Regions from separate parts of the Homo sapiens genome. Here all the other regions are linked to region 3. The links are chromatin contacts, found by Hi-C or POLR2A ChIA-PET in ENCODE. All regions are on one chromosome and are shown on one strand. Each heading gives the region's core, a stretch centred on a gene start or an enhancer-like site at or near the end of the contact. The rest is flanking DNA. Distances are from core to core; before and after follow the strand shown. Region 1 holds the start of ADGRE2 (adhesion G protein-coupled receptor E2). Region 2 holds the start of ZNF333 (zinc finger protein 333). Region 3 holds the start of BRD4 (bromodomain containing 4). Region 4 holds the start of KLF2-DT (KLF2 divergent transcript).

Region 1 (3,628 bases), core at 1,056-3,555, 550 kb after region 3:
TAGCTGGGCGGCAGCGGAGTGGAGTGGCAGGAGTACTACTAATTTGCATGGTTTACCATATAGGGCCCCACTCAGCACAGGCTCTGTGCTGGTGCTCTGCAGAGAAAAAGACAAAAGTCACTCAGGGGGCTGACAGCCTAATGCGGCTCGAGGGCAGATGGTTGCTAGGGAAGAAGGGAGATGGTGAGAAGTATTGGAGAGACTCAAGAAAGCCGCCAGGAATGGTGACTCACGCCTGTAATCCCAACGCTTTGGGAGGCTGAGGCGCGTGGATCATTTGAGGACAGGAGTTCGAGACCAGCCTGGCCAACATGGTGAAACCCTGTCTCCACTAAAAATACAAAAATTATCTAGATGCGATGGCAGGTGCCTATAATCCCAGCTACTCGGGAGGCTGAGGCAGGAGAATTGCTTGAACCCGGGAGGCAGAGATTGCAGTGAGACGAGATAGCACCACTGCACTCCGGCTTGGGTGACAGAGCAAGACTTCGTCTCAGAAAAAAGTAATAATAAATAATAATAATAATAATAAAATAAAAATTTAAAAAGAATGTTTCAGGCCGGGCATTGTGGTTCACGCCTGTAATCCCAGCACTTTTGGGATGCCAAGGCAGGCAGATCACTTGAGGCCAGAAGTTCGAGACCAGCCTGACCAACATAGCGAAACTCCATCTCTGCTAGAAATACAAAAATTAGCCAGGCGTGGTGGCTTGCACCTGTAATTCCAGATACTTGGGAGGCTGAGGCAGGAGAATCTCTTGAACCCAGGAGGCAGAGGTTGCTGTGAGCTGAGATCACATCACCACACTCCAGCCTGGGTGACAGAGCGAGACTCTGTCTCAAAATAAATAAATGAATGAACAAATAAATAAAATAAAATAAAAATACAAAAATTAGCCAGGTGTGGTGGTGGGCACCTGTAGTCCGAGCTACTCTGGAGGCTGAGGCAGGAGAATCGCTTGAACCCGGGAGGCGGAGGTTGCAGTGAGTCGAGATGGCGCCACTGTACTCCAACCTGGGCAACACCAGAGTCTGTCTCTAAAATACAGTAAAATAAAATTAAATTAAGAAGAGTCGATGATCACCATGAAGGGGTGTAGGGACAATCCCTGGCATCAGGAAGTGCCACTACCTCCCTGAGATTCTGCAGACGCCAGCTGTCTGACCTGCCCGTCTGATCTGCAGAGAAGGGACGTTGAGCCCTGGGGTTCTAGCTGGAGTTTCTGGCTTTCTGAGAAAAAAAAGGCAAAATCCCTCCAGACCTGGTCTGGCCCTCTCTCCTTCCAGCTTCTGCTGGTGTTCACTCCCCTCCCCCACAGCCCAGGCCACCCCCACAGGAGCCCGGGACAGGAAGGGGTAAATTCTAGGACTGTGGATGTTTGATTATTCCCAGGACAATAGTTCTCTGACTTCAGTCATTAGTGACTTTTTTCTCCATCGCTGCAATCTCCCCCTTTGAACAACTGAACTATATTTTCCTTAGCATTCATCACTTCTGCATCTTGAATTTACTCATGTAACAAGGAGACTTGATTTCGGCATCCTCACTGAAAAACCCTCCTCATTGCCCCAGATAGTAGGGAAACCTAAAAATAAATATAAATATGAGGAACACAAAACCAAGTCCTTGAATTCTGGCTGGATACAGACACCTGCTAAGCCTCAGGGTCACGGAGGCGCTAAAGACATGTTAGTGCCCAGTGGAGACTTTCCCCTGGGCTCATCGCAGGGACTCCAGGGCTGGGCTGCCGGCCTGTGGATCTGAGTCTCAGCTGGGTGAGTCACTTGTGCCTCAGTTTCCTCCTCTGTCAAATGGGAATGACAACATCATTGCAGATGTTTTAAGGAGTAAATGAGTTAATATAGATTAAAAAAAAAAAGCACTTAGGACCAGACCTGGTACAAATTAAGTGCTCCATAAATAATAGCATTTTCTTGGCAGGATAGCGAGATCTCGTCTCTACAAAAAAAAAAAACACTTAAGGAGAAAACTAGCCAGACGTGATGGTGCACAGCTGTAGTCCCAGCTCCTCAGGAGGCTGAGGCAGGAGGATCCCTTGAGCCCTGAAGTTTGAGGCTGCAGTGAGCTGTGATGGTGACCCTGCACTCCAGCCTGGGTGACAGAGTAAGATCTCTTAAAAATATATATAGCGTTTTAAAAAATGATTACGTACCTCAAGAGACAAGCTAATCATATGATTTATCCAGAAAGGAAAGAACCCTCCTATCACATGATTCTCTGTTGATTAACGAAGTGCCCAGGGGCCTCTGAAATATAAGTTTCCCACAGGAGGAAACTGGCTTAGAAAGACCAGAAAGATCCGGGGGGTCTGCTCTGTGCGGTGAAGCTTCTCTTCTTGGCACCTGCCTGGCATCGGAAGAGGGCCCCTTCTCCCTCCCTGGGCTTTTATGTGGACACTGTAATGCCTCAGTTTTCTTTCTTTCTTTTTGTTTTTGACACAGGGTCTCACTCTATCACCCAAGCTGGAGTGCAGTGGCACCATCTTAGCTCACCGCAGCCTCAAACTCCCCAGCTCGGGTGATTCTTCCTGCCTCAGCCTCCTGAGTAGTAGCAGCTGGGACCACAGACGTCTGCCACCAAGCCCAGGTAATTTTTTTTCTTTTTGAAGAAACAGAGCTTTGCCATGTTGCCCAGGCTGGTCTCAAACTCCTGAGCTCAAGCGATCCTCCTGCCTCGGCCTCCCAGAGTGCTGGGATCACAGGTGTGGAGAAATAGGAACGCTTTTACACTGTTGGTGGGAATGTAAATTAGTTCAACCATTGTGGAAGATAGTGTGGTGATTTCTCAAGGATCCAGAACTAGAAATACCATTTGACTCAGCGATCCCATTGCTGGGTATATACCCAAAGGATTATAAATCATGCTACTATAAAGACATATGCACATGTATGTTTATTGCGGTACTATTCACAATAGCAAAGACCTGGAATCAACCCAAATGTCCATCAATGATAGACTGGATTAAGAAAGTGTGGCACATATACACCAGGGAATACTATGCAGCTATAAAAAAGGATGAGTTCATGTCCTTTGCAGGGACACAGATGAAGCTGAAAACCATCATTCTCAGCAAACTAACACAGAAACAGAAAACCAAACACCACATGTTCTCACTCATAGGTGGGAACTGAGCAATGAGAACACCTGGACACAGGGCGGGAAACATCACACACTGGGGCCTGTCGGGGGGTGGGGGCCTGGGGGAGGGATTGCATTAGGAGAAATACCTAATGTAAATGACGAGTTGATAGGTGCAGCAAGCCAACATGGCACATGTATGCCTATGTATCAAACCTGCTCGTTGTGCACATGTACCCTAGAACTTAAAGTCTAAAAAATTTAATTAATTAATTAATTAATTAATTTAAAAAGAAAGAAAGAAACCGAGCTTCGCCATGTTGCCCAGGCTGGTCTCAAACTCCTGAGCTCAAGCGATCCTCCTGCCTCGCCCTCCCAGAGTGCTGGGATCACAGGCGTGAGCCTCTGTACCTGGCCTCAGTTTCCTCATCTGGAAAACAGCAGGGGAAGATACTGCCAGCTGGGACGCAGGCTCTGCCAACTCTGGCATGCCAAAGCTCTGGGCACAGGGTGAGCCCTACCAAAGTG
Region 2 (3,691 bases), core at 265-2,764, 640 kb after region 3:
AAAGGCAAGGCAAGCGCATATATTCTTTGTGGAAACAAACACCTCACTCGTAAAACTGAAATCTGATGCATGATTTTCCTCTGGAGTTAATTTTTTCCTGATTTCTCAGTAGACACGAGCTTTAACCCCATTATTAAAAAAGACATCCCACTTATGGCCAACTCAATTTGAATTTCCAGTATTAACAAAGTTTATATCGTCTTTTCCCTGAAGTTCCATTAGTTTTGAAGCTCTGTGATTCACATGCTTGGGGGAAGGACTGGAGCCAACTTGAAAAGATCTGAATAACAGTCTTAGGTTTTCTTGATAATAATATTTGTGAAATAACTGAGAAACGGCTTTTCTTAACCTAACAGTGAGAAACTTGATGCCCACAGCAGAAGTAAAAGTCGTCTCAAACATAGAAAATAAAGAAAAACAAAAACAAAAAAAATTAAGAACTCCTCCTTTTGTTGTTGTTTTTGTTTTTGAGATGGAGTCTTGCTCTGTCACCCAGGCTGGAGTGCAGTGGCACAATCTCAGCTCACTGCAACCTCCGCCTCTGGGGTTCAAGCGATTCTCCTGCCTCAGCCTCCCGAGTAGTTGGGATTACAGGCGCCCACCACTACGCTCGGCTAATTTGTGTATTTTTAGTAAAGACAGGGTTTCACCATGTTGGCCAGGCTGGTCTCAAACTCCTGACCTCAGGTGATCCACCCGCCTCGGCCTCCCAAAGTGCTGGGATTATAGGAGTGAGCCACCAAGCCTGGCCAAAAGCTTTCTTATGAGAAAGAAAAAAAAGAAGAAAGAAAAAGTTATGGAAAAGGAAGAGATGCAAAGCCAAGCTAACAGATATTAAGCTAAAAGACTTCAAATTGTCAGTCTCCAAAAGAAATCTCTCGTCATCTAATTCATTCCTTAATGGAGGATGCATTCAATTTTTTAAGTAAATTTGGCCAATCAATTAAACCAGTTTGCACATGTGGACCCAGACCTCACTTTCCAGTTGCAAAGCTAGATAATATTAAGTATCATATCAAATAAAACGTGAATTACTAATTCGCAGTTATCTTGCATACTGTAGGCAAGGTAGGGCCGTCTTTATGCACTTTCCCTAAAAATTGGGAAGGACAGGTGAGAGCTGGGGCCGGTGTCACCACATTTCTGAGCTGTGGGACCTGGACTGTTTGGGATTTCCCTTTTGACAGGATGACAGCCCTGTCTGCCCGGACGGGGGGTACCTGAGAGCGAGAGACCGGGCGGCGGGCGCCCAGATGCGAGGCCCTGACTGTGTGGGCCTCACGCCGGCCACCGGCTGATCGCAGGGAGGAAACCCCTCACACAGGCGGAGCTGTTCTAGGCCCTCCAGTCCCTCCCCGCGCCAGCCGAGCCCTCCCCGCCCTCCCCGCCCTCCCGAGGGGCCGGGCCACACCTGCAAGCCAGCCGGAGACACTCCCACCGTGCCGTGCCGCACCGCGCCGCGCCGCGCAGCACAGCTCAGCCGCCGTCGGCCGCCGCCGCGCGCACTTCCGCTTCCGGTCTCGGGGCCGCCGGGAACGGAAGTGGCTGTGGCTCAGGCTGTTGTGGCCAGGGTAGCCTTAGGCGGCGGCAGAGAAACTAACGTCTTCTTTAGCCTCCAAGGAGAAATTCTAGTATTCTTACCCGGGGGATGAGGTTAGGCTCTGGAGTGGGGTCCCACAGAGCATGGAGGGTGGTGCTGGGGGCGGAGCCTATGTCCGAGAGACAGGGATAGGGGTGGGGCTTAGGTCCCGGGGCAAAAGTGGGGCGGGGCCTGTGCGCGGGGGCGGGGTGGAGTGTGGCTTGCCCTCCGATGGCTGATGGGCGGGGCTTGCACCCCAATGGCGGAGTGGGCGGGGCCTTGGTTTGCAGGGTGGTAGTAGGGGCGGGTCGTGCGCCTCAGGGGCAAAAATGGGGCGGGGCTTGTGCTTGGGGTGGGAATGGGAGCTGAACTTGCATTCGGAAGGCGGGATGAGGGGACCTGGGCTTCAAGGGTTGAGAGGGGCACACCCGACCCCTCCCCGGGTCTCTTTAGGGATGCTCAATATTTAACTTACCCTTTTCTCCTTCCTTTTCCCCAACCCCTTCCACCTTTATCCATGGGCTTAATCCAATCCCCTACAAAAATATACCCATACTTAAGATTGTTTTTGTATATTTTTATACGGCTGACCCTTAGGCAACGGGAGTTGGGGCGCCACCCTGTGCAGTGGAAAATTCACTTCTTTTGACTCCCCCAAAACCTACCTACTAATAGACTACTGTTAACCAGAAGCTTTACCAATAACATAAAGTTAGTTAACACATATTTTGTATATTATATGCCATATTCTTAAAATAAACTAAGCTCAGAGAAAAGAAAGTGTTATTAAGAAAATCATGAAGAAGAGAAAATATATTTACTCTTCGTTACGTGGAAGTGATCGTAAAGATCATAAATAAACGTCTTCATCGTCAGCTTCACCCTGAGTAGGCTGAGGAAAGGGAGGGGTTTGTCTTGCTGTCCCAAGGAGGACAAAGGTAGAAAAAAATCTACCTATAAGGGGATAGCCACAGTTCAAACCCTTGGTGTTCACGGGTCAACTAACTGTCTTTATTCTAAAAATAGGACGATGTATTTTTGTTTCTTCTACAGCTTGCCCTTCTCACTAAAAATAAGATGTGTGAATCTAAGACATAGATCTGACTTTTTAAAAACTATTTATTATGTAGTATACATAGTACATACCTATGGGAAAAGTTCAAACGGGAGGCTCACTCTATTCCTAAATTTTCCTCCCCTGAAACAACCACTGTCACTAGTTCCCTGGTATTCTTTATATATCAAGCACATGTGCAGTCATGCACCACATAACAAGGTTTTGGTCAACCACGAAACACATACACAGTTGTGATCCCATAAGGTTATAATGGAGCTGAAAATTTCTTATCACCTAGTGATGTTGTAACTGTCACAATGTTGCAGTGCAACACATTACTCACATTTAAAAAGGTTTTAAAAATATGAAAAGACCGGGCGCGGTGGCTTACGCCTGCAATCCCAAGACTTTGGAGGCCGACGCTGGTGGATCACTTGAGGTCAGGAGTTCGAGACCAGCCTGGCCAACATGATGAAACCCCCAGTCTCTACTAGTAATACAAAAATTAGCTGGGCATGGTGGCATGCGCCTGTAATCCCAGCTATTCGGGAGGCTGAGGCAGGAGAATTGCTTGAACCCAGGAGGTGGAGGGTGCAGTGACCCAAGGTCTTGCCATTGCACTCCAGCCTGTGCAACAAGAGCAAAACTCCATCTCAAAAAAAAAAATGAAAAATAGCTTATAGAATAAGGATATAAAGAAAGAAAATACCTTTATGCAGTACAATTTATCTGTGTTTTAAGCTAAATGTTCTTACAAAGAAGTTGGGCCGGGCGGGGTGGCTCATGCATGTAATCACAGCACACTTTGGGAGGCCAAGGCAGGAGGATCGCTTGAGTCCAGGAGTTCCAGATGACCAGCCTGGGCCACATAGCAAGACACTGTCTCTAAAAATAAAAATAAAAGAAATGTATCATTTAAAAAACAAAATGTACAAAGGTTCAGTTATTTCAGATAAATAAGTTTTGGAGATCTAATGTACAGCATGGTGACTGTAGTTAACAGGAACATATTATGTACTTGAAATGTGCTAAGAGGGTAGGTCTTACGTGTTCTT
Region 3 (3,675 bases), core at 902-3,401:
GCCAGGCTGGTCTAGAACTCCTGACCTCAGGTGATCCACCTGCCTCGACCTCCCAAAGTGCTGGGATTACAGGTGTGAGCCACCGCGCCCAGCCTGCTTTCCATTTTTAAAAGATGGGAATACAAAATGCTAAGAGAATGGCCTGGGTGCGGTGGCTCACGCCTGTAGTTCCAGCACTTTGGGAGGCTGAGGGAGGTGGATCGCTTGAGCCCAGGAATTCAAGACCAGTCTGGGCAACATGGTGAGACCTCCTCTCCACAAAAATACAAAAATTAGCTGGGCACGGTGGCGCACACCTGTGGTCCCAGCTACTAAAGAGGCTGACGTGGGAGGATCACTTGAGACTGAGAGTTTGAGGTTACAGTGAGCTATGATCCAGCCACTGCACTCCAGCCTGGGTGACAGAGCAAGATCTTGTCTTAAAAAAAAAAATATATATATATATAAAAGGAAAGAGAAGTGGTTGTTTCCAGGTTTGAAAAATTTCACAGTATTATTTTAAGCTACAAGAGACATATGCCTAACTTCCTCCTTTTAGCAATCTCAAAACTACCCCATGTTTACTAAGCTCTTCCGTGGCCAGGTGGGGTGCTTTGGAAGCCCTAGAAGAGGTCATATGATGTTTTTTCCCCTCGGACTCACACATGTAGAGTAGGCACATACGTCCTGGAGCTGACTTAGGGTTGAGTCTTTTTCTTTTTTGGAGACAGAGCCTTGCTCTGTCGCCCAGGCTAGAGTGCAGTGGCACAATCTCGGCTCACTGCAACCTACGCCTCCCGGGTTCAAGTGATTCTTCTGCCTTAGCCTCCTGAGTAGCTGGCATTACAGGCATGGGATTACAGGCATGCGCCACCACACCCGGCTAATTTTTTTTTTTTTTTTTTGAGACGGAGTCTCGCTCTGTCGCACAGGCTGGAGTGCAGGGGCGCGATCTCCGCTCACAGCAAGCTCCGCCTCCCGGGTTCACGCCATTCTCCTGCCTCAGTCTCTCGAGTAGCTGGGACTACAGGCGCCCACCACCACACCCGGCTAATTTTTTGTATTTTTAGTAGAGACGGGGTTTCACCGTCTTAGCCAGGATGGTCTCGATCTCCTTACCTCGTGATCTGCCCGCCTCCCAAAGTGCTGGGATTACAGGCGTGAGCCACTGCGCCCGGCCCACACGGGGCTAATTTTTGTATTTTTAGTAGAGGCGAGGTTTCACTCTGTTGGCTAGGATGGTCTCCAACCCCTGGCCTCAAGCCAACCTCCTGCCTCTGCCTCCCAAAGTGCTGAGATTACAGGTGTGAGCCACCGAGCCTGGTCTGACTTGGGGTTGAGTCTTAAGGATGGGAAGGAGCTGGGCGCGGTGGCTCACGCCTGTAATACTAGCACTTTGGGAGGTCGAGGCAGGAGGATCGCTTGAGTCCAGGAGACAGAGACCAGCCTGGCCAACATCGTGAGATCCCATCTCTACAAAAAATAGTTAGCTGGGTGTGGTGGTGCACACCTGTAGTCCCAGCTACTTGGGAGGCTGAAGCAGGAGGATCGCTTGAGGCCAGCAGGTTGAGGCTGCAGTGAGCTATGACTGCACTACTGCACTCCAGCCTGGGGGACAGAGCAAGACCATGTCCCTTTTTTTAAAAAGGTGGGTTGGAAGAAGATCAACAGGGGGGCATAAGAGGAGAAAGGTGCTACCTCCCTGCCCAGGGGCAGCCAAGGAGGATCCGCCTCGGCCTTGCTCGCAGCCTCCTCTCACCTCCTTTCCTCCACTTCACCCCAGCCCCGGCGCCCCCATCGCAGCTCTCTCGCCTCAGCCTCCCTACCTGGGGTCCCCCCTTAGGGCTCTCTCCTCCGCCTCCTCCATCAGTCTGTGGGGTCCCTCCTCACCATCCTCCCTCCCTGTGAGGGTCTGTCTTCAGACCTTTCTTAGTATTTTGGATGTCTCTCTCAGCCTTCAGATCTTTTCCCGCAGGCCCAGCCTGCAGTCCGCCCGTTTCCCCCAGCCCGCTCCTTCGCTCTGCGGGGTCTCCTCCCTCAGTCCGCGGTATCCCCCACTCACCTCGCAGCCACTGTCTCTCCAGAGCTCGTTCGCGCTGGGCGCGGGGGCGGGGCGCGCACACCGGGCGGCGGCGGCGCGGGGCCGCGCGCGCAGCGTGCGCGGTGACGTCAGTGCGCTGGCGGCGGCGGCGGCGGCGGCGGCGGCGGCTGGGCTGTTTGTTCTGGTCTCCCGCAGCCGAGGAGCCGAAGCAGTGGCGGCGGCAGCGGCTGCGGCGGCTGCCGGCGGTGCCCGCGGGCGAGCGCGGCCTGTGAGCTCGGCAGAGCGGCGGGCGGGCCCCGGCGCCGCGCAGGCAGCTCGGGGAGGGGGCGGCGGCAGCGGGCGGACGGCCGGCGGGGGCGGCGTGCGGCCTAGCGTCTCAGGTGAGGACTGGTGCCCTTTGGGGCGGCGGACGACACTGGGCGGCTGGCGGAGGCTCGCGGCGCGGTCCGCGTAACCTGCATTGCGTAATGGGGCCGGGGCGCCGCCACCTACGCCATCCGCGCGGCGCGGGGGCGGGGAGGCCGGGGCTACGCGGGCTCGGGCCTGCGGGCCTCCCGCGCCGTTCGTTCCGGGCCGGGGCGGCCTGCGCCGTTGGTGTCGGGGCGGCGGGGTCGCTCGCGGCTGTCCTGCCTTTGGTGCCGTCGGACCCGGGCTTGGGCTGGCCGGCGGGGCGCGGGTGGGGGGCGCGGGCGCCGCGGCGGGGCCGGCGGTCGGGGGCGGGCGGGGGGCGGGCCGAGGCGCCCGGCACTTCCTGCCGCCGCCATTTTGTTAAGTGAGGAGGAGGAGGAGGAGGAGGAAGCGGCCGCCGCGGGGTCCGCGGCGCGCCCGGCCCGGGTAAGTCCCGGCCTGGCGCGGGGGCCGCGAGCGCAGCTGTCCCGGTCCGCGGTCCTCTAGGCGGGCTCGGCCGCGGCGCTCACGTGGGCCGGGGCCGGCGCGCTCTCCTTCTGGCACCCAGGTCGTTTTGCCTGGGCCGGGGCAGCGCGCCCCCACCCCCATCTCTTCACCTTCCCGGCGGTCCCCGGAGTGCTGCGGAGAAAGGGGCAGGTCCCCTGCGGAGGGAGGTGGCTGCGGCTGCACGCCGGTCTGAGGCCAGGCCTCAGGGCGGGAGCGGTGCCCTGGAGGCGAGCTTGGCCCGCTTGACGCACCCACTCTCAGCCTGGCAGCCCCTTGCTGGGCGCTTTGTTTTGCTCGGTCCGTGCTCGCCGGCGTCCTTGCAACGGCCTATTTTATTTGCAGTGTTGTGTGGTGGTGGTGATTGTGGTGATTTGGGGTGGGGATGTGGGGGAGTTGTGATTCAGCGAAATAAAATGATCCCCCTCCTCCCAAACGGAAATAGCATGGCTTCACTCGGCTGAGATGCCCCCAAGGCTTGGGTTTGCTTGAAGATGGGAAACCCCACTCTGTTGTAGTGGACGGTGTAAATACTTTAGTTCAGGCCGGTGCATGAGTCATGTGCTTCTCCTGGGTGGCTGACCTCCCTTTTACTCAAGACTACGCTTTGTTTTTTTAAGATTTTTATTTGCTTGTTTACTTGTTTACGTTTCGTGCAGCCTGGTGGGGTGTCTGGTCTTGGGTTCATTTCTCTGCGTGTGTGTTGGATGCTAGTGACCCCTTGGAATGTATGCCTCACGAGAATTGGAATGTCTTTGCTTACC
Region 4 (3,708 bases), core at 1,174-3,673, 990 kb before region 3:
GGGCCGCGCCCGGCGCGTGGGACCCGCCACGGCCGCGCGCAGGTGGGCGGGGGCGTCCCGGCTACATGTGCCGTTTCATGTGCAGCGCCAGGTGATCGGAGCGCGAGAAGGCACGATCGCACAGATGGCACTGGAATGGCCGGTGGCCCGTGTGCTTTCGGTAGTGGCGCGTGAGCTCGTCTGAGCGCGCAAACTTCCAGCCGCAGCCGTCCCAGTTGCAGTGGTAGGGCTTCTCACCTGCAGGGAGGGGGCGAGAGTAAGCGTCAGTTCCCCTCCCAGGACAGGGCACGTATGGCTACCCCGGCGAGCGCAACCTATCCCTAACCAGGGCCTTGACGCGCTCCCCGCGGTAGTGTTGCGCCCCTGAGGGATCCTTGCCCTACATCCCCAACTCCCCCCACAATCCGGATCCTCACCCCCAGGGGGTCGGAGGAGCGCAAGGTCCACTCCCCACTGTTGTCAGCCACGCTCCCCGACGGGTCCTAAGCATGCACCCTCTCTCCAGCATTCTAAGACACGGAATCTCTCAAGGTTTCCCAGCGAACACTCCCTCCCCAAGGTCCTGAGCCTTGTCCCCAGAGGAGTCCCAAGCCTGAGCGCCCTCCCCAACTTCCTGAGACGCAGCATCTCCCCGGGGTTCCTAAACGCGCACCTACTCCCCAACTACCTGAGCCTCAGCCCCGGGGATTCTGAGCCAAGTGCCCAGCGGCTCCTAAACCTGCTCCCCCTCCCCAACTTTCTGAGACTGTCTCCCTAGCCACGCCTCCAGGAGGTTTTCTAAGTGCTCTTCCCAACCTCCGGAGGCCCCCCTCGTCCTAAGCGTGCAAGCCCCCACCCCAACCTCTCGGATCACACTTCCTTAGGGAGTGTTCCTGTGTGCCCCCCCAACCAACCTCCCGAGCCACGCCTCCTGGGGAGTCCTAAGCGTGCACCACCTGCCAGATCCCCCTGAGCCACGCCCCAAGGGAGGTCCTAAATTCATTTTCTGGCGCGCGCTGGGAATCCGACCTCTCCTCCCGCGTCCCCCCGCCTGCGCTCCTGGCTCGTGCGTGCCGCCCACCTGTGTGCGTGCGCAGATGCGCCTTCAGATGCGAACTCTTGGTGTAGGTCTTGCCGCAGCCCGCGTAGCTGCAGGTGTGAGTGGCGGTGCGTTTGCGGGGCCAAGAGCGGCGGCCGCGCTTTGGCTTGGCCTCCAGCAGCTCCAGCGGGGACGCAGGCGGCGTGAGGAGACCGCGGGCGGCGGGGGGCGCCAGGCCCAGGGCTGCCGCGGCGGCGGCCGCGTCGTCGAAGAGACCGAAGGCTGGGGGCGCAGGCGGCGCGTAATGCAGGCCGGGCCCGGGCGCGCCGAAACCAGGGCCACCGAAAGGCGGCGGGAAGGAGGCGCGCGGACCGGGCGCGGGCAGGCGCGCGGGGCCGTCGGGGCTGAGCGGCGGTGTGTCGGGCGGCGGCGGGGGGCGGCCCCCGGGACCTCGCATGCACGAAGCCGCCGGGCCCGGGGCGCCCTCGCGCTTGAGGCCGCGCGGTCCACGGGTCAGCCCGGGGGCGCAGCCGTAGCCGCCGCCGCCGTCCGCTTCAGGGGGCTCGGCCTTGACCAGGCGGCCGGGCGGCGCCAGCAGAAAGCGGCCGTGCAGTGCGGGCCCCAGCGGCGCATCCAGCTCGGGTCGCAGCAGCTCAGACACCAGGCCACCCGCGGGGGCGCTGTAGGGCGGGGGCGCGCCGGGTTCGGGGTAATAGAACGCAGGCGGCGGGGGCGGCGGCGGCGGCTCCGGGGCGGCCTCGGCGCCCAGGCCATCCAGCCCCATGGACAGGATGAAGTCCAGCACGCTGTTGAGGTCGTCGTCGGTGCCGCCGGACTCGGGTTCGGCGCGCGGCCAGCGCTGCGGGCGACAGGGCAATGGGCGTGAGCGGGCGGCGGGGCTCGGGGGGCGCTGCTTGCCTTTTACCACCCTAAGTCCGCGATCCCCGTGGCCCGCATCCTCCTCTCCTGAGTCTGCAGTCCCCGCCTTCGCGTCCTGTCACCCCGCAGCCCACGTTCTACTACCCCGAGCCCGCCGCCCACGGTCCCGGCCGCCCCGCCGTCCCCGCCGCCCTCACCTCCTGCAGGCCGCGCTCGCGGCACGGGCTGGCGAAAGTGGAGAAGGACGGCAGGATGGGTTCACTCAGCGCCATGGCCGGGACCCGGGGAGAAAGGACGCGGACGGGGACACCGGTGAGTGGCTGCCCGAGGCCGGGCTGGTCGGGGCGCGGGCGGGCGGGGACGGCTCTGTGGGCCGCGGCCGGGCCCGCCCAAGCCTTATAGGCGCGGCGCGCGCGGGGGCCGGGCCAAAGCGGCGGCGGCGGAAACGCGTCCCGGATGGGGACGAGCTCCGGGCGCAGCCTAAATTTAGCCGCGGTATATAAGCCGGCGGGCGGCAGCGGCCGTGGCCACTGCGGCGGCCTGGGCCTTGCGCTGACAGCCCGGCCCCTCGCGCGCCGCCAGGGCCGCGCCTCCCCCTCTCCCGGGCCCCGCCCCCGCCCGTCTCCCCGGCGACGTTGTCAACACGCGCTCCACAACAGCGGCGTGACGCTCAGGGATCCCCCGGGCGCCCCGGGCTCCCGCCTGCGCGAGCATCCCGGGGACCTGGAGCGGGGGCGGTGTCGGGGCCTCTCAGAGACTCTCAGGGGAGCACCGGGCTTGGCGGTCTCCCCGGATCCCTTGACGGAAGGGGAGATTGGCTCCAGCCTCAGAGAGGGCTGCAGAACCCTGGATGGATGGGAAGTCTGGAGTCTCCAGGATTCATGGATGGGTGAGGCTGGGCCCCTCATCTGTTGTGGGACCACCCAGAGGGACCCACCGTGTGCACATCACCCTGTAAAAAAAAACACCTTGTGTAGACCTGGTGCAGTGGGTCACATCTGTAATCCCACCGCTTTGGGAGGCTGAGACAGGAGGATCACTCGAGGCCAGGAGTTCAAGACCAGCCTGGGCAACACAGTGGCCCCCATCTCTTAAAAAATAAAAAAAATTAGCTGGGTGTAGTGGGAGGCTGAGGTGGGAGGATCGCTTGAGCCCAGGAGGTCGAGGCTGCAGTGAGATACAATCACACCACTACACTCCAGCCTGGGTGACAGAGGAGACTGTCTCAAAAAAACAAACAAAACAAAACTTTTGTGTGGTAACATCAAGACACATTAAATCTTTGACATTTGAGACACCCACCCCCTCCTCCCCAACCTCAATAAGCCCGTCAAGTGCAGGGAAACTGAGGCAGAGGTGGCTGGGAGAAGTTGGAGTTGCGGCAGGCACAGGCAGGCTGGGTTCCTTTACTGACTTCCATAAATGAATTAAGTAACTCAGAGGACGGTGATGACAGTCATTCCCCCAATACAGCTCCAGCATCGGGGGCATCAGAGGACAATGCTGCCCAATGGGTCCCTTCAATGCTCCACCTCTGTCCCCCACACCATATCCCTGCTGGCCAGGGACTGTCACTCCTGTTACAACTGTCTGCCAGCCCTGGGTAGGCACTGGGGACACAGTAACCAAGAGATAGACAAGATCCCTGCCCTAGGGGACCTCCACTTTAGTGAAGGAGGGAAGGATAGAGGTTTATTCATTTGAGTTTTTTTGAGACAGGGTCTCCCTCTGTTGCCCAGTCTGGAGTGTAGTAGTGCAATCACAGCTCACTGCAGCCTCGAACTCCTGCGCTCAAGAGATCCTCCTGCCTT

What was found. A loop is a pair of places that touch in the nucleus more often than their neighbours do. ChIA-PET counts read pairs that join two places held with the same protein, here RNA polymerase II (POLR2A). Pooled maps may share reads with other maps.
Region 1: a pooled map shows a loop between it and region 3 (2.5-fold over the local background). The contact joins the promoter of ADGRE2 here to the promoter of BRD4 in region 3. A Hi-C loop is called at or near these places in 1 of 50 pooled maps. POLR2A ChIA-PET finds 5 or more read pairs at or near these places in 3 of 52 experiments (GM10248, K562 and PC-9).
Region 2: a loop to region 3 is called in a pooled map, with 7 times the contacts of the local background. The contact joins the promoter of ZNF333 here to the promoter of BRD4 in region 3. A Hi-C loop is called at or near these places in 1 of 37 single-sample maps with no recorded cell type and 5 of 50 pooled maps. POLR2A ChIA-PET finds 5 or more read pairs at or near these places in 4 of 52 experiments (B cell, GM12878, H1 and 1 more).
Region 4: a pooled map shows a loop between it and region 3 (5-fold over the local background). The contact joins the promoter of KLF2-DT here to the promoter of BRD4 in region 3. A Hi-C loop is called at or near these places in 3 of 50 pooled maps. POLR2A ChIA-PET finds 5 or more read pairs at or near these places in 4 of 52 experiments (A673, BJ, GM10248 and 1 more).

The regions. Positions count from the first base shown.
Region 1 is chr19:14,777,237-14,780,864 of GRCh38, reverse strand. ADGRE2 (adhesion G protein-coupled receptor E2) reads left to right here and starts at 2,305. Exons shown (of 21, transcript NM_013447.4): 1 at 2,305-2,608.
Region 2 is chr19:14,687,871-14,691,561 of GRCh38, reverse strand. ZNF333 (zinc finger protein 333) reads right to left here and starts at 1,514. Exons shown (of 12, transcript NM_032433.4): 1 at 1,412-1,514. RefSeq lists silencers at 1,171-1,540, 1,871-1,920.
Region 3 is chr19:15,331,015-15,334,689 of GRCh38, reverse strand. It overlaps BRD4 (bromodomain containing 4), which reads left to right and starts at 2,151. Exons shown (of 20, transcript NM_001379291.1): 1 at 2,151-2,400. It overlaps LOC124904643 (a long non-coding RNA gene), which reads right to left and starts at 2,077. Exons shown (of 4, transcript XR_007067146.1): 1 at 2,042-2,077. RefSeq lists silencers at 1,842-1,911, 2,052-2,151, 2,382-2,611, 2,812-2,911, 2,942-3,091 and 2 more and an enhancer at 1,269-1,885.
Region 4 is chr19:16,323,385-16,327,092 of GRCh38, reverse strand. KLF2-DT (KLF2 divergent transcript) reads left to right here and starts at 2,423. Exons shown (of 2, transcript NR_186323.1): 1 at 2,423-2,786. It overlaps KLF2 (KLF transcription factor 2), which reads right to left and starts at 2,267. Exons shown (of 3, transcript NM_016270.4): 1 at 2,095-2,267; 2 at 1,061-1,877; 3 at 1-237. The coding sequence starts at 2,169. The coding sequence ends at 62. RefSeq lists silencers at 1,040-1,129, 1,600-1,649, 1,680-1,929, 2,020-2,749, enhancers at 929-1,699, 1,700-2,472 and a promoter at 2,122-2,957.